Linked DNA regions of Homo sapiens: region 1 is linked to region 2. The links are chromatin loops, found by intact Hi-C in ENCODE. Cell type or tissue: adrenal gland. All regions are shown on one strand.

Region 1 (8,000 bases), 110 kb before region 2:
GGACCAAAAGAAAATATTTGTAATACATACATCTGACAAAGGATGTGTATCTAGGGGATGGAAAGAATTCTTACAACTCAGTAATAAAGATAACTCAGTTTTAAAATTTGTCAAAGTGACATTTGTAAGCAAAAAAAAGAAGCTCAACTTAAAACGCATACTTTATGCAAAAATTAACTCATGAACTTATATGTAAAATATAAAACCATAAAATGTTTAGGAAAAAATAGAAATTTCAGGACTTAGGACTAGCAAATAATTCTTTGACGTGACATACATCTTCCTCTTGCACAATCTGTAAAAGAAAAAATTGACAAATTGGATCCACTGTAAATGAGAAAGAGACTTAGGCAAACATTTTAGAAAAGAAAAAAATACAAATGACCAAAAAGCACATGAAATGGTAGTTACACAAGTATGTACATTTGCTAAAACTCATCAAATTGTACACTTAAGATGTGTGAATTTCAATGTATATAAACTAGTCTTCAATAAAAATAAATTTTAAAAAAGAATATTTTTATAAGTTGAACAGAGAAGCAATATTCATGTTGATAAAGATCAATTATTTCCCTTCCTACCTAACACTCACTGTCAGAATCATAACTGTGAGATTCAGAAAAACAAAGATAAAGAGGACACTCTAAAAGTTTCCAGGAAGAATTTCTAGTTCTTCTTAAAAAAAGAAAAGAAGGAAGGAAGGAGGGAAAGAAAAATAAGCAAATAAAGAAAGGGGGAAAAAATCAGACATCTCATCAGCCATAATGAAAGCTAGAATATGGTAGGGTAAAGGTCTTCAAGGTTTAAAAAAAAATAATTCCTCTTGAACCTAGAATTATTTACTCAGTCAAACTATCAACAAAGTGTAGTGTCAAAATAAATTCATTTTAAGACATAAAGGGATTCCTGAAATCTACATTACTCGTACCTTAAAATAATTTTTTCAAATTAAGATATAATTCACATACCATGAAGTCTACCATTTTAAAGGGTACAATTCAGTCGATGTTAATATATTCACGAGGTTGGGCAATCATCTCCAGTATCTCTTTCCAAAACATTTCATCACATTATAAACACCGTACCAATTAGCAGCCATTCCCATTCCTCCAATACCCAACCACTGGCAAGCACTTATCTCTTTTCTGTTTCTATGGATTTGCTTATTCTGTACATTTCCTATAAATGGAATCATACAATATGATGTCATTATCAGCATTCTATTTCTTTTAATGGCTGAATAATATTCCATTGCATGCATATATCACATTTTGTTTATACATGAGCCAATTAATAGACATTTGGGCTGTTTCTACTTTTTGGCTATTATAAATAATACTGCTGTGAAGATCTGTGCGCAACTTGTTGTGTGAGCCTATATGTTTAATTCTTTTGGGTATATATGTAGGATTGAAAGTTCTGGGTCATATAGTAACTCCACATTTAATTTTTTGAGGAACCACCAACCTCTTTTGCACAAAAGCCATACCATTTTACATTTCTACCAGTGATGTACAAGAATTCTAGTTTTTCTACATCCTCGCAAACACCTGTTATTGACCATATTTTTTATTATAGCCATCCTAGTGGGTGTGAAATGGTATGTCATTGTGGTTTTGATTGGCATTTCCCTAATGTTATGATCTGCTCCCACTCCCTGACCCCAATATTAATATGTTGAAATTCTAATACCTAAGGTGGTATTATTAGGGGTTGGAAAGCCTTTGAGATATGATTAGGTTATGAGGGCTCTACCCTATGAATGGTAATAGCGCCCTTATAAAGGAAGCCTGAGAAGTGCTCCTTTGTCCCCTCCATCATGTGAGGACACCATAAGAAGGTGCCATCGATGAAGCAGAAAGTGGGCTCTCACCACCCACTGAATCTGCTGGTGCCTTGATCTTAGACTTCCCACACTCCAGAACTGTGAGAAATAAATTTCTTTTGTTTATAAGCTATCCAGTTTATGGTATTTTGTTATAGCAGCCTGAATGGACCAAGGAGCCTAATAACTAATAATGTTGAGCATCTTTTTATGTGCTTAGTAGCCATGTATATGTTTTCTTTGGATAAATATTTATCCAAATCATTTGCTCATTTAAAAAAAAACTTTATAGAGCAATCTTAGATTCCCAGCAAAACTGAGTGGATAGTACATAATTCCAGTACACACCCTGCTCAGCACATGCAGACTCTGCTCCCCCACCGCCTGCTTCTTAATCAACATCCTTAGCAGAGTAATACATGTGTTACAATTTATGAACCTGCATTGATGTATCATTATCACCCAAAGTCCATAGTTAACATTAGATTTCTCTCTTGGTGTTTTACATTCTATGGATTTGGACAAATTATAATGACATGTATCCACCATTCTAGTATCACAGAGTATTTTCACTTCCCTAAAAATCCTCTGTGCTCCACCTGTTCATCCCTTCCTCCCTGCAATTTTTGGCAACTACTGATGTTTTTATTGTCTCCCATAGTTTTGCCTTTCCCAGATTGTCATATAGTTGGAATCATACAGTATGTAGACTTTCAGATAGGCTGCTTTCACTTAGTAATATGCACTTAAAGCCGGAGTGTAGTGGTGCAATCTTGGGTCACTGCAACCTCTGCCTCCCAGGTTCAAGCAATTCTCCCGCCTCAGCTTCCAAAGTAGCTGCAACTACAGGCATGGGCCACCACGCCTGGATAGCCCTCTTTTTTTTTTTTTTTTTTTTTTTTTGAGATGGAGTCTTGCTCTGTCACCCAGTCTGGAGTGCAGTGGCGCAATCTCGGCTCACTGCAACCTTCGTCTCCCGGGTTCAAGCAATTCTTCTGTCTCATCCTTCCAAGTAGCTGGGATTACAGCATGCATCACCACACCTGGCTAATTTTTGTATTTTTAGTAGAGATGAGGTTTCGCTATGTTGGTCAGATTGGTCTCAAACTCCTGACCTCAGGTGATCTGCCTGTCTCAGACTCCCAAAGTGCTGGGATTACAGGTGTGAGCGACTGAGCCCATTTTTTAAGTGCTGAATAATATTCCATTGTCTGGATGTACCAGACACCTGGTTTATCCATTCACCTACTGAAGGAAATCTTGGTTGCTTCCAGATTTTGGCAATTATGGCTAAAGCTCTTATAAACATCCATGTGCAGGTTTTTGGATGGATATATATTTTCAGCTCCTTTGTGTAAATACCAAGGAATCCAAATACTGGATCATATGGCATATTAGTCAAGATTCTCCAGAGAAACAGAACCAGTAGGATGTATATACATTATAAAGAGATTTATTATAAGAAATTAGCTCACACAATTACAGAGGTGGTAAGTCCAAAATCTGTAGAGCTAATGTTCCAGTTTGAGTCCAAAGGCTGGCAGGCTGCTGTAGAACCAGGAAGAGACAGTATTCCAGTCTGAAGCCTGTCAGGCAGAAGAGTTGTCTCTTCCTTCAGAGAGGGTCAATCTTTTGCTCTATTCAGGTCTTCAACTGATTGGATGAGGCCTATCCACATTACGGAGGGCAATCTGCTTTACTTGGTCTACCAACTTAAATAGTACCCTCATCCCAAAACACCTTCACAGAAACACCCAGAATAATGTTTGACTAAATATCTGGTCAACCCATGACCGAGTCAAGTTGATACATAAAACTAATGATCACATGTGCTAAGAGTATGCTTAGGTTTTGTAAAGAAGTGCCAAACTGTCTTCCGAAGTGGCTTTATCATTTGGCATTCCCACCAGCAATGAATGACAGTTTCTGTTCCTCCACATCCTCACCAGCATTTGCTGTTGACAGCCTTTGGGATAATGGCCATTCTAATAGGTATGTAGTGGTATCTCATTTTGTTTTCATTTGCAATTTCTCTTATGATGTATGCTTATTTTTATATAATTATTTGCCACCTGTATATCTTCTTTAGTGAGGTGTCTGTTGAGATTTTTTTGTTCATTTTCTTATGGCTTAGTTTTAAGTGTTCTTTGTATATTTTGGATACCTGTCGCCCATAAACACTGTAGACTTAGGGTATATTAAATTTATGAAAAATATTTTTTGTTTCTTCAATAATAAATTAACCTTAGCTTACTGTAACATTTTAACTTTATAAATGTTTTAATTTTTCAACTTGTTAACTCTCTTGTAAATAACAATTAGCTTAAAACACAAACACACTGTATAGCTATACAAAAATATTTTCTTTAAACTCATATTCTATACGATATTTTCTATTTTTTTAAATTTTTGTTTTATTTTTTCTTTTTAAAGATGTTATTTAAAACTAAGACACAAACACAAGCATTAACCTACATAGTTAGTTCTGCATAGTTCTAGTTCTACATAGGGCCAGGATCATCGATATCACTGTCTCCCACCTCCACATCTTGTTCCACTGTAAGGTCTTCAAGTGCAATAACACACCTGGAGCTGTCATCTCCTGTGATAACAATGCCTTCTTCTGGAATACCTCCTGAAGGACCTGCCTGAGACTGTTTTATAGTTAACTTTCTTTAAAAAAGTAAGTAGAGGCTGGGCGCGGTGGCTCACGCCTGTAATCCCAGCACTTTTGGAGGCCGAGGCGGGCGGATCACAAGGTCAGGAGATCGAGACCATCCTGGCTAACACGGTGAAACCCTGTCTCTACTAAAAAAAATACAAAAAATTAGGCGGGTGTGGTGGCGGGCGCCTGTAGTCCCAGCTACTTGGGAGGCTGAGGCGGGAGAATGGCGTGAACTCGGGAGGCAGAGCTTGCAGTGAGCCAAGATCACCCCACTGCACTCCAGCCTGGGCGACAAAGCAATACTCCATCTCAAAAAAAAAAAAAAAAAAAAAAGTAAATAGAAGTAGTACACCGTAAAATAATGATAAAAAGTATAGTATAGCAAATACATAAACCAATAGCATAGTCATTTATTAGTAAGTATTATGCACTGTATATAACTGAGTGCTATACTTTTATATGCATGGCAGCACAGTAGGTTTGTTTACACCAGCATCACCATAAACATGAGTAATGTGTTGCACTATGACATTACAGTCGCTACAACCTCACTAGGCAATAGGAGTTTTTCTTCCCCATTGCAATTTTATGGAACCACCGTTGTATATGTAATCTGTCATTGACTGAAAAGTTGTCAAGTGGCACATGACTGTATTTCCTTTCCTAGTCTTTGTGCATTAGCTAGGGTTTCCAGTACGATGGTGAAAAGGAGTTGTGATAGGACACATCTTGCCCTGTTTGTGATCTTAGCAATAAAGTTTTCTAGCTTCTCGCCATTAAATATGATGTTAGTTGTAGTTTTTTTATTTTACTTCTTATAATCAAGTTGAGGAGGTTCACTTCCATTTCTAGTTTGCTGAGAGTTTTTGTCATGAATGGCTGTTGGATTTTGTCAAATGCTTTTTCTTTATTTTCTTCATCTATTGATATGATCATGTGTTTTTTTTCTTCTTTAGCCTGTTGGTGTGATGAGTTGATTTTCAGATGTTGAACTAGCCTTGTATACCCAGAATGAATCCCACTTGGTCATAGTGTATAATTCTTTTTATATATTGTTGGATTCAATTTGCTAATTTTTTGTTGAGAAATTTTTCATGTATGTTCATGAGAGATATTGCTCTGGGTGAGTCTGTGGTTTTGTTTTGTTTTCTTTTTTTTTTTTTTTTTTTGAGATGGAGTCTCGTTCTTTCGCCCAGGCTGTAGTGCAGTGGCGCGATCTCGGCTCACTGCAAGCTCCGCCTCCCGGGTTCACGCCATTCTCCTGCCTCAGCCTCCCAACTAGCTGGGACCACAGGTGCCCGCCACCACGCCCGGCTAATTTCTTTGTATTTTTAGTAGAGACGGGGTTTCACCGTGTTAGCCAGGATAGTCTCAGTCTCCTGACCTCGTGATCTGCCCGCCTCGGCCTTCCAAAGTGTTGGGATTACAGGCGTGAGCCACTGTGCCCGGCTGTAGTTTTATTTTCATGTAATGTCTTTGTTTTATAATATGAGGGTAATATTGGCCCCATAGAATGAGTTAGCAAATATTCCCTCTGCTTCTGTCTTCTGGAAGAAATTGTAGAGAATTGGTATAATTTCTTCCTTAAATGTTTGGTAGAATTGTCTAGCAAACCATCTGGCCTGGTGCTTTCTGTTTTGCAAGATTATTGATTATTGACTCAATTTCTTTAATAGATATAGGCCTATTAAGATCGTCTATTTCTTCTTGTGTAACTTTTCAGCAGATTGTATCTTTCAAGGAATTGGCTATTTCATCTATGCTATCAAATGTGTGAACATAAATTTGCTCATAGTATTTCTTTTTTATCATTTTAATGTCTGATTGGGATCTGTAATGATGTTCCCTCTTTCATTTGTTATATGAATAATTTGTGTCTTCTCTCTTATTTTCTTAGCCTGGCTAGAGGCTTATCAATTTTACTGATCTTTTAAAAAAAACCAGCATTTGGTTTTGTTGATTTTCTCTATTGATTTCCTATTTTCTTGTAAAAATTTTTATTGAGGTAAAATATACATATGTAATTTACCATCTTTACCATTTTTAAGTGTAAAAGTCAGTAGTAATAAATGCATTCATATTTTTTTCTTACCCCCTCCTCCCTGATTTCCTTGAAAAATTTCATTATTTCTGCTTTAATTTTTATCGTTCCTTTCCTTCTGCTTACTTTGGATTTAATTGGTCTTTTCTAGCTTCCCAAGGTGAATGTTTTGATTACTGATTTTAGATCTTTCTTTTTTCCTAATACATGACTTTAATGCTGTAAATTTCTAAGCACTGCTTTGCGGGTCCCACACATTTTGATAAAATTGTTTTTTAATTAATGTATTAAAAATGTTTTAATTTATCTTGAGATTTCTTTGTTGACTTGTGTGTTATTTGGAATTGTGCTGTTTAATCATCCAGTATTTTGAGGTTTTCCAGCTTTCATTCTGTTATTGCTTTCTAGTTTAATTCCACATTTTGTAATTTATATTCTTTTAAATTTGTTAAGGTGTAATTTATGGCCCAAAGTATGGTCTATCTCAGTGAATGTTCTATGTGACCTACAGAAGAATGTGTATTCTGTTGTTGTTGGATGAAATGGTCTACAGCTGTCAACTATACCCAGTTGATTGATGGTATTGTTGAGTTCAACTTTGTCCTTACTGATTTTTTTGCCTGCTAGATCTCTCTATTACTGATGGAGGGCTGCTGAAGTCTCCAAATATATTAGTAGATTTATCTTTCTCTTCTTACAGTTCTCTCTGTTTTTGATTAATGTATTTTGATGTTCTGTTATTAATTAAGCACATACACATTATGGATTGTAAGGTCTTTTGGGAGAACTGACCCACTTATCATTATGTAATGTCCCTCTGTATCCTGATAATTTTCTTTGCTCTGAAGTGTGCTTTCTCTGAAATTAATATAGCTACTCACTTTTTAAAAAATTAATGTAAGTGTGGTATATCTTTGTCCTTCTTTTAAGTTTTAATCTAGATGTGTCTTTATAATGAAAATAGGTCACTTATAGACAACATATAGCTGGGTCTTATTGTTTTCATCTACTCCGACAATTGTCCTTTAACTGGTGTATTTAGACCATTGATAGAGTTGGATTAATATCTATAACATCTGACAATAACCACATTTGTTACTGTCTTTTTATTTCAATACTTTTTGGGGAACAGGTGATTTTTGGTTACATGGATAAGTTCTCTAGCAGTGATTTCTGAGATTTTGGTGCAACCATCACCCTGTTACTCTTTTCTGTTTGTTGCCCTTGTTCTTTGTTCTATCTTTGTCTTCCACTCTTCCTCTGCCTTTTGTGGTTTTAACTGAACATTTTATATAATCATATTTCTTAGCACATCAGTTGCATTCCTTTAAATTTTTTTTTCACTGGTTGCCCTAGAGTTTGCAGTATACATTTAGAGTGACTCCAAGTTCACTTAAACACATTTTTTCACTTTTATTTTAGATTCAGGAGGTATATGTGCAGGTTTGTTACAAGGGTATATTGTGTGA
Region 2 (8,000 bases):
CTTTATAAATGAAGTATGATTCTTAACAGTCTGGTGCATCTCAATACCAAATGCCTGGTGAAAATTGGAATGAATTAGGAGTGACAAGGGGCTGGAGGGAAGCCTCATTCTGTGTCCCCTCCACACATTTTTTCTTTTTCAAATTCTTCCATCTTCTCTTTCTTCTATACCTGCCTAGGATTTTCTCTTCTCAGATTTTGTGCAGTTCTGGGAAGTCCTAATGTCTTTGATACATTTCTTGGTATCAAATTATGCATAATGGCGCCCCAGTGATCACACTCATCAGGCTAACTGGATTTTTCATTTGTGTGAAAGATAATGCCCAGAGCTCAGAATAAAGACTTTCTTCTGTGTAATAAAACTTATGGAAGTGTTGCATTCCCTTTTATTTGATTTGCTAGGTATGGCAGGATTTTATGTTTGCCTGTGCCCTTTATCCAACTGATCAGGGCTTCCTGGATTCAGTGACAGCAGAAGTTGCCTACCAGGTATGTTACTACCCTTCCAAGAAGAAATAAAACAAATAATATGTTTTAGTATTGCCTTTTGTTAAATCTTGCTTCATTTTGGTTTTTGTTCTCTACTAAATCCCATGAAAAATTACACAGCCAGGTAATTGACATCCTAGGTGATTGTACCCAGTGTCATGGCTTTACCATCATCTATTGGCTGATGACTCCCAGATTTATCCCCAGTCCTGATTTCTCTGCTGAATTCCTCTTTCTTATATCCAACTGCCTACCTGGTGCCTCTGCTTGGAGGTTTAACAGGCATCTGAAATGTAACATGTACAAACTAAACTTATATTGCACCCCCTCCCCAATCTTGCTTCTTCTGAAGTTTTCTCCATCTCAGCAAACAGCAACACCACTGTTTGAATTGCTCAGGAGAAAGTTTAAATTGATTATTGATTCCTTGATTTATTTTAGATTCCACATATTGACATTTATATTTATATTCACAGATATATAAATGCAAGGAAGTGATTATATGCTTTCTCTGCCTACTGAAAAGATCTAGAAATAATGCCCAACGTTGTAGTGTTGAGTATTCTTATATTGAAGTAATCTTTCCTGTTAAGAGAAAAGCTTCTTAGAGAAATGGCCGACTCCAGGTCTGGCACAGGAAATATATAAAATGATCCTGGATATCTTCTTTTCACAAATGGCAATGGTGTTAATATAATATTATCAACTGATAATTTTAGCCACAGATCTGAGGTTTATGAGCTGTGTGCTGAATATACTTATTTTTGCAGCAAGGTCTGTTTAGGGGATGATCATGCTTTGAAACACAGATTGCATTATATTTCCTCTCCCCTAAATATTAAGTGCATGGCATGGGTTTCCATGTAGAATCAGAGTGGGATGCTTGTCAATACATGAAAATTCTGAATTATGATGTACTCCCAAAATACAGTTTAGAAACCAACTTGTGAGTGTATCATATGCTAGTAAAATACTACTGAAACATCGGACTGATTCATTAGCATCCATTGGAAATGATCACTGCACCAGGAGATCACCCCTACCTTGTAAAGAGTTTGCAAGACTGTGGAGACATATTGAGTTTTTATAGTGCTCTGCAACATGTTAAAGAAGGAAACAAATCCATTTTCTCGGTAACCTCAGGTAAAGCTACAATGTGGATAATTATTGACTCTGATTTCAATTTCTCATGTCCAACTGTCTGCCAGATTTTTTGTAATGTTGATATACAAAGAACAAATATTTTGATATTTCTTCTTGAATGGTGAGTCTGCAACCTTAGGGAGGTCACTTTACCTCTTGAGCCTCAATTTCTGTATCTATAACTCTAGTATGATGTCACTCCTCATGAAACTGTTTCAAAAATTAAATAGGATAATACGTGTAAGTCATGCAGTTCAAAAGAAATAACAAATAATAGCAGCTGTCACACTAACTCAGCGTGTCTTCAAAGTACATCTATTATCTTTTCCCCAGTGCACTCTTTCAAGATTTTTCTTTTTAGCAGGAAATATGAAAGTCATTGATACTTTCTTCTTTCTCACCTCCCACATCCATCTGGTTTTAAGTTGAGACAATTTTTTGATATCAATGTTACTAGTATTTGTATTTACTTTCTCACCCCCGTGCTTACTACTCTAATTCAAATCCTATTTTTCCCTCTCCTCAATCATTGCATTTGTTTTCTGATTGGACTCCCTAGCATTGGTCTCTTTCAATATGTGCATACTCAACAGAGCTGCCAAAGTCATCTTCCACTGACACATTTTAAGTCATACCACATTCCTGCTCAGAACCCTGATCCTGGAATATCTCAACATGCAGATAACAAGGAAGCTATCAAAGTTATGTCAAAAGGATTTTGAGAGACTCTGAACAACCAAAAGGGGGACAATTTGAGATTCAATAAAGATAAGGATGTCAATGAATTGAATCCATCAAGTGTGTTAAAATCTAGAGTTCATATTATAGTGTCTGCAGATGTATATTTTGTGAAAAACCATACAGAAATGCAAGGAAGCGATTTCTATTACACTATGATACTCTAGATAGTGGTTACTTTTGGAAGGAGGAAGGGGCTGTGATTAGGAAGAGGCACGTGGATGGCTTCCGGCCTGGCTGCACTGGGTGGTGGCTACAAGGGTGATTGCCTTATGATAATTGACCGTGTCATAATTTGTTTTCTGTAACTGTGTTTCATTTTAAAATAAAAGGTTTAAAAAGTACAATCGAACTCCTTCCCTAGCCAACACTTCCCCTGAGGTGGCTTCTTGACCTCTGGGTAAGGTGTAAGATCCTCTTAATGCGGGACTCCGGCCAGCTGGTGTCTGCACCTGTTCAGGCACCATCTCCATCTTGCTGTCTATGTCCTGGAACATCTTCCCCATCCACTGCCCTTGTGAGCCACCTCCTTTGTTCTCCTTTGGCCCCTCTTACCTTAAGCATGGGAAAAATCTTTTGCCTTTTGAGACACACATCACACTTTGAATTACTTGTTCAAGGATTTGTCACCTCTGCAAGATTGTCATCTCCCTGAGGCCTAGGACTCATTCCCCTCTGCGTCCCCACTCTGTGGATTATTCACAAAGTGGATAGATGAATGGATGAATGAATAACTGTAAACATATTAATTGTAGTTACACAGGTTGCAAGCATTTCAGTTTTATTTTTAGTTTTCTTTCGTATAAATAATTAAAATCTAACATTTATGTATCTTCAGTTCTTTGATGCATTATTAAAGATAAGGAGAGCCATTGCATGCAAAGTTTGTTAAAATTTTAAAGTAAAGCTTACCATAAAACTCTAAGTCAGCTTGAGGGTTGTGTGTAACACGGTGCTACTGAAGCTTTTTGCCACTTCAGGATTTATATTTGTATTTTCATCAGTGGCATAAATATGTCAGTCACAGTTGGTAGCAGCTGTCCCTTTCTTGGGCATGTACAAAGACAAAAAAAGGAAATAGTGTTTATATGGCTGGCTGAGAAAAACACAAGACTTAATTTTTTTAAAAATGAAATATATCTCTTTAATATACCTTCAGTGCATCTCTATTTCATCTATGTGAGTTTCTGAGCTTCTTGAATGGAGAACACATTGAGAGCATCAGTGGGGGGCAATCAGTGTAATCATGCATCACAGCGAAGGTGAACCTATAAATATCAATGAGGTAACATTGCCAAAACATGTTCCAAAAGAATTTTTCTTGACCATTGACTCACTCTGCCATTCTCAGAGGAATTTAATTGCTCTCTACTGGGGCACATGTCCTAGTGTATTAGAAGAAGGGACATGTCTGAATCTGTCCAGTGCAAACATAACACAAGTGGATCCTTTTGTCTTTATGTAGGGCCAGCCCAGATGAGCTCAGTTTATGCAGGCCTCGTGTGGCACGGTTTTCAGGTAGATTCTCTAATTTTCCCTTTTATATTTAGGTACATTCAGTAACTTAATGTTAGTTGATTTCTCAGGACACGACATTGATAGTTATTTCAGGAGACATCAACCCTGATTGCCCTAATCTGTTTTCCTTTAGAGTATTCCATATTTGTCTTTAACTGCCAGCATACCTCTAGTACTCACTTGCTTTGTAAAACCTTCTCTAGTTCCCCTTCTGGTTTTCTGATCTCAGTGAGGACTGCATAGGAACCTCCGTCCTTCTTTCAGTGGTAGTGTTTGCTTTGCTTCATTTATTTCTTCACACAGAACTCCAATTTGTCCAATTTGCTCTTAAGAACCAATCCCCAAAATATAATGTCTCCTGCCTTTTGTATTTCCTGAAAGTTTTCTTTGTGGCAATCCACAGAGTGAAGAGTTTATTCATTCCCCTTTTCTTTCTCTTTCTAAAAAAGGGATTATATTATCTTCAGTTTTTATATAGCAGAGAAGAGAAACCCTATGTATCAGTGTTTATAAAATCTAGTTAAAAAGAATCTCAGAGATTTCTTAAAATGTATTCCTGCAGCTAACATGACTAGCCATTTTCAAATTAGGTTTTTGGCACATAAGAATTTATGTGCAGAAATGCAAGGGCTTTAATTTTATGAGTAATTATAGCTCTGAATTTTTTATGTTAACTCTTTGAAAATCATTTTATGTTTTCTTAATTTTCAGATCAAGAGACTGAAATCTCATCCTTCTATCATCATATGGAGTGGCAATAATGAAAATGAGGAGGCGCTGATGATGAATTGGTATCATATCAGTTTCACTGACCGGCCAATCTACATCAAGGACTATGTGACACTCTATGTGAAAAACATCAGAGAGCTCGTACTGGCAGTAAGTAATGATTTTTAATGCAGTAGAATTTAAGAATGTATCTTTAGGGCTGGGCGTGGTGGCTCACGCCTGTAATCCCAGCACTTTGGGAGGCTGAGGCGGGCGGATCACAAGGTCAGGAGATCGAGACCACGGTGAAACCCCGTCTCTACTAAAAATACAAAAAAAATTAGCTGGGCGCGGTGGCGGGCGCCTGTAGTCCCAGCTACTCGGGAGGCTGAGGCAGGAGCATGGCGTGAACCCGGAAGGTAGAGCTTGCAGTGAGCCGAGATCGCGCCACTGCACTCCAGCCTGGGCGACAGGGCGAGACTCCGTCTCAAAAAAAAAAAAAAGAATGTATGTTTAAAGTGGATAAGTTTGAATACTGGTATAGTATGTTTTATGCCCCTTTTTAGGGCTGTCTTCAACAGTATCGTTTGAATACAGGGTATCCCATTGTAGTGCAGCAGCAGATGAAAGGATTCATGGGCTGTGGACTTTTTGGAGGATTAACTTCTCTGTGCAGCTCTCCACACATACACCAATGCAGTGCTTACAATGCTAGGTTGTCACATGCTCCTTGGAGTCCATCCGTGGATCCCAAAAAGTTTAGAATCTCTAGATTCGATGATTATTGATATGCCACTTCTAAAATTCTGTAATCGTATGTGTTAAAGTAGTAGACTTTGGTATATATCACATATGAATGTCCTGGTATGTGATTTAAGGGACAAAGAGAGATGAGAGAGCTGGTCTCCAACCCCGCTGTATGGCCCTTGCTCTATAGTGGTTCTCTTTGCACCACTGTTTGTCTAATTGGCATATTATACAGACATATGTTAATATAAATTGGCCTTTTTGTGAGAAAAAGCAGCATTTTTTTCAGTAATGCCTTCAAAAGTTTTAACTTTTGAAAAACTTTGTTTAACATGTGATTTAATAATCTGGTTGTCTTTACACTTTTGTGTCTGTAAATAGATGTTTTAAATATCTGGGTATATCCAGAAGCAATTTGAAAAGGCATCTATTTTTTAAAATAGTATGTGATATTAGCACCTAAACATGCCCAGTTTATGGCACTATTCCATTTATAGAAGAAACTTCATTGAGAATTCATGAAAAACATGGGTTCAAATTTATAGTTTACCTGATATACTAAGACATGTGTCATGAAGAATTTTTCTATTCACAAAATGTGATGATACAAATTTTAAAAAATATTTACAGAACACTTATTTTATAATCTTTTTATTCACAATATTGATATTATGTTTTTCATGTTTGATGGATTTATAGTTTCTGAGGGTTTTCATTTTATAGCATAGTGGTTAAGTATGCAGGCTTTGAAATCCTGGCTGGGCCACTTCCTGTCTATGTAACCTTGGGTGAGTTACTTAATCCTCCTTTTCCCATCTATAAAATTAGGTTAAAAATAGGAGCTAACTTTTAAGAGCTGTTATGTGGACTAAGTGAGATAATGGATGGAAGGCACATGACTCAGTCTGACGCATAGTAACTTTTTTTTTTTTAAAGTTAAAATATTTCTTTGGGGCAGGGGACAACACATTTCTGCTTAATGAAAAGAAATATTTTTACAGTCCAGAGCTCTTTTATTTTTTAAACACCTGTTATGCCATGCATTCATAGGGAACAGGTTCTAGAAACTCAGGCTCTGTTCCATTGGTTCTCACAGTGCACTTCTCTGGGTGGAGCCAGCTGTGCTTCCATTGAACTCAGGCTCCTTTCTCTTTGGCTTCCTTCTTTTTCTTTTCCTTTGTTTCCTTCTTGAGTTTTGGGGAGCTATCTTGGCTCCTAGAGTGCTTAATATGCTCAACACATTAATTATCTTGGCAACAATCTTGCACTTGTTTGTTTACAACAGTGCCAACAGCATGCTGGGTAGCACAGTAGACTCCTCTGGTTTTCCCACATTAACGTTTGTGGGGCATTCCTTTTTGAACCAGATGCATTTCCCTGATGTCTACATCACCTTTCTTGTAGATTCACATGTATATGGCCAAAGGAACAACTCCATATTTTCTAAAAGGCCTAGAGAATATCAGGTGCCTTTCCTCTTTCCCTTTGCGTGTCATCGTTGTAGTGAATTACTGAAAGATGGTGGTTCACAGTAACTTTTTTTTTTTTTTTTTTTTTGAGATGGAGTCTCATCTGTCTCATCTGTCACCAGGCTGGAGTGCAGTAGTGCGGTCTTGGCTCACTGCAAGCTCTGCCTCCTGGGTTCAAGCAATTCTCCCGAGTAGCCTCAGCCTCCCGAGTAGCTGGGATTACGGGCATGCACCACCACACCCAGCTAATTTTTGTATTTTTCATAGAGACAGGGTTTCAGCATGTTGGCCAGAATGGTCTCAATCTCCTGACCTCCTGCTCCACCCACCTCGGCCTCCGAAAGTGCTGGGATTACAGGTGTGAGCCACCACGCCTGGCCCACAGTAACCTTTTAATTAAAACTAGCCATCGTCATCATCATCATCATCATCCTTATTGCTTTTGTTCAACAAGGTAGATCTTCAGATACTTACACATTTTGATCATTAATTTTAACACTACATTCTTAAGCTTTAAAAAATTAGCTTCTTTGTGCCATTTCTTTTTTACCTCTGAAATGGAGATATGCCTTTCTTTTTAGGGACTTATTTATCTTAAAACGAGCCATGGGCAATAACTGATGTTTGTAAATTTTTTCAAAGATGAATAGTATTAAAAGCTACATAACCACTACTGCTTTTAGTTTCCATCAAAGTATTAGGCATCATAAAAAGGGAAAGTACCATAAATTGATTCATCTACAAATTGGCTGTAATGATTGGTTTCCTGCTGCACATGCTTTCTTTTTATGGCCATTCTCTTGGATCACCTTATGGTATTTCCTGGTCCAACTAAGGGTTTAAGGTCATGGCTTAGAAAGATGTCATCTGTGAGATTTGCAACAAATAACCACACCTCAAGAATAAAGGATTTATAAGTGGAAGGAAATTATAATGCATCGTCAAAGCCAGATATTTTTAGGTAGAGACTTGTTTGTAATTTTACTGCATGGCTCAGCGTGCCAAATTTCTCAAGAATCTCAAGGAATGAAGGGAAATCTGTCAAGCTTGATCAATCAAGGCCAATTGACTGGCCTTCTTCTTCAATGTTCTTCAAAGCCATTGTAGCAAAAATATTTTTAAACATTTAGTATCACCTATAGTTTCATCATACTTTTTAATATTTTTAAATTCACCCAACATCTACTGA

The links. A loop is a pair of places that touch in the nucleus more often than their neighbours do. Peaks named below come from ENCODE experiments on the same cell type or tissue, not always from the same donor. Only the 100,000 strongest peaks of a DNase experiment are listed, where the experiment ranks them.
Region 1: it touches region 2 in a loop (2.1-fold over the local background); 2 of 110 quality-filtered maps call a loop at or near these places.

Annotation. Positions count from the first base shown.
Region 1 is chr4:102,770,192-102,778,191 of GRCh38, reverse strand. It overlaps LOC102723704 (a long non-coding RNA gene), which reads right to left and starts at 1,155. Exons shown (of 5, transcript NR_125932.1): 1 at 969-1,155; 2 at 1-295. LOC124900743 (a long non-coding RNA gene) reads left to right here. Exons shown (of 2, transcript XR_007058208.1): 2 at 1-106. In adrenal gland, no CTCF peak of the experiment used is centred here; no DNase peak of the experiment used is centred here.
Region 2 is chr4:102,661,451-102,669,450 of GRCh38, reverse strand. MANBA (mannosidase beta) reads left to right here. Exons shown (of 17, transcript NM_005908.4): 10 at 402-488; 11 at 4,599-4,766. It also overlaps the pseudogene RPL21P49. Among named protein-coding and RNA genes, the nearest start is that of MANBA, 96 kb to the left of the region's middle. In adrenal gland, no CTCF peak of the experiment used is centred here; no DNase peak of the experiment used is centred here.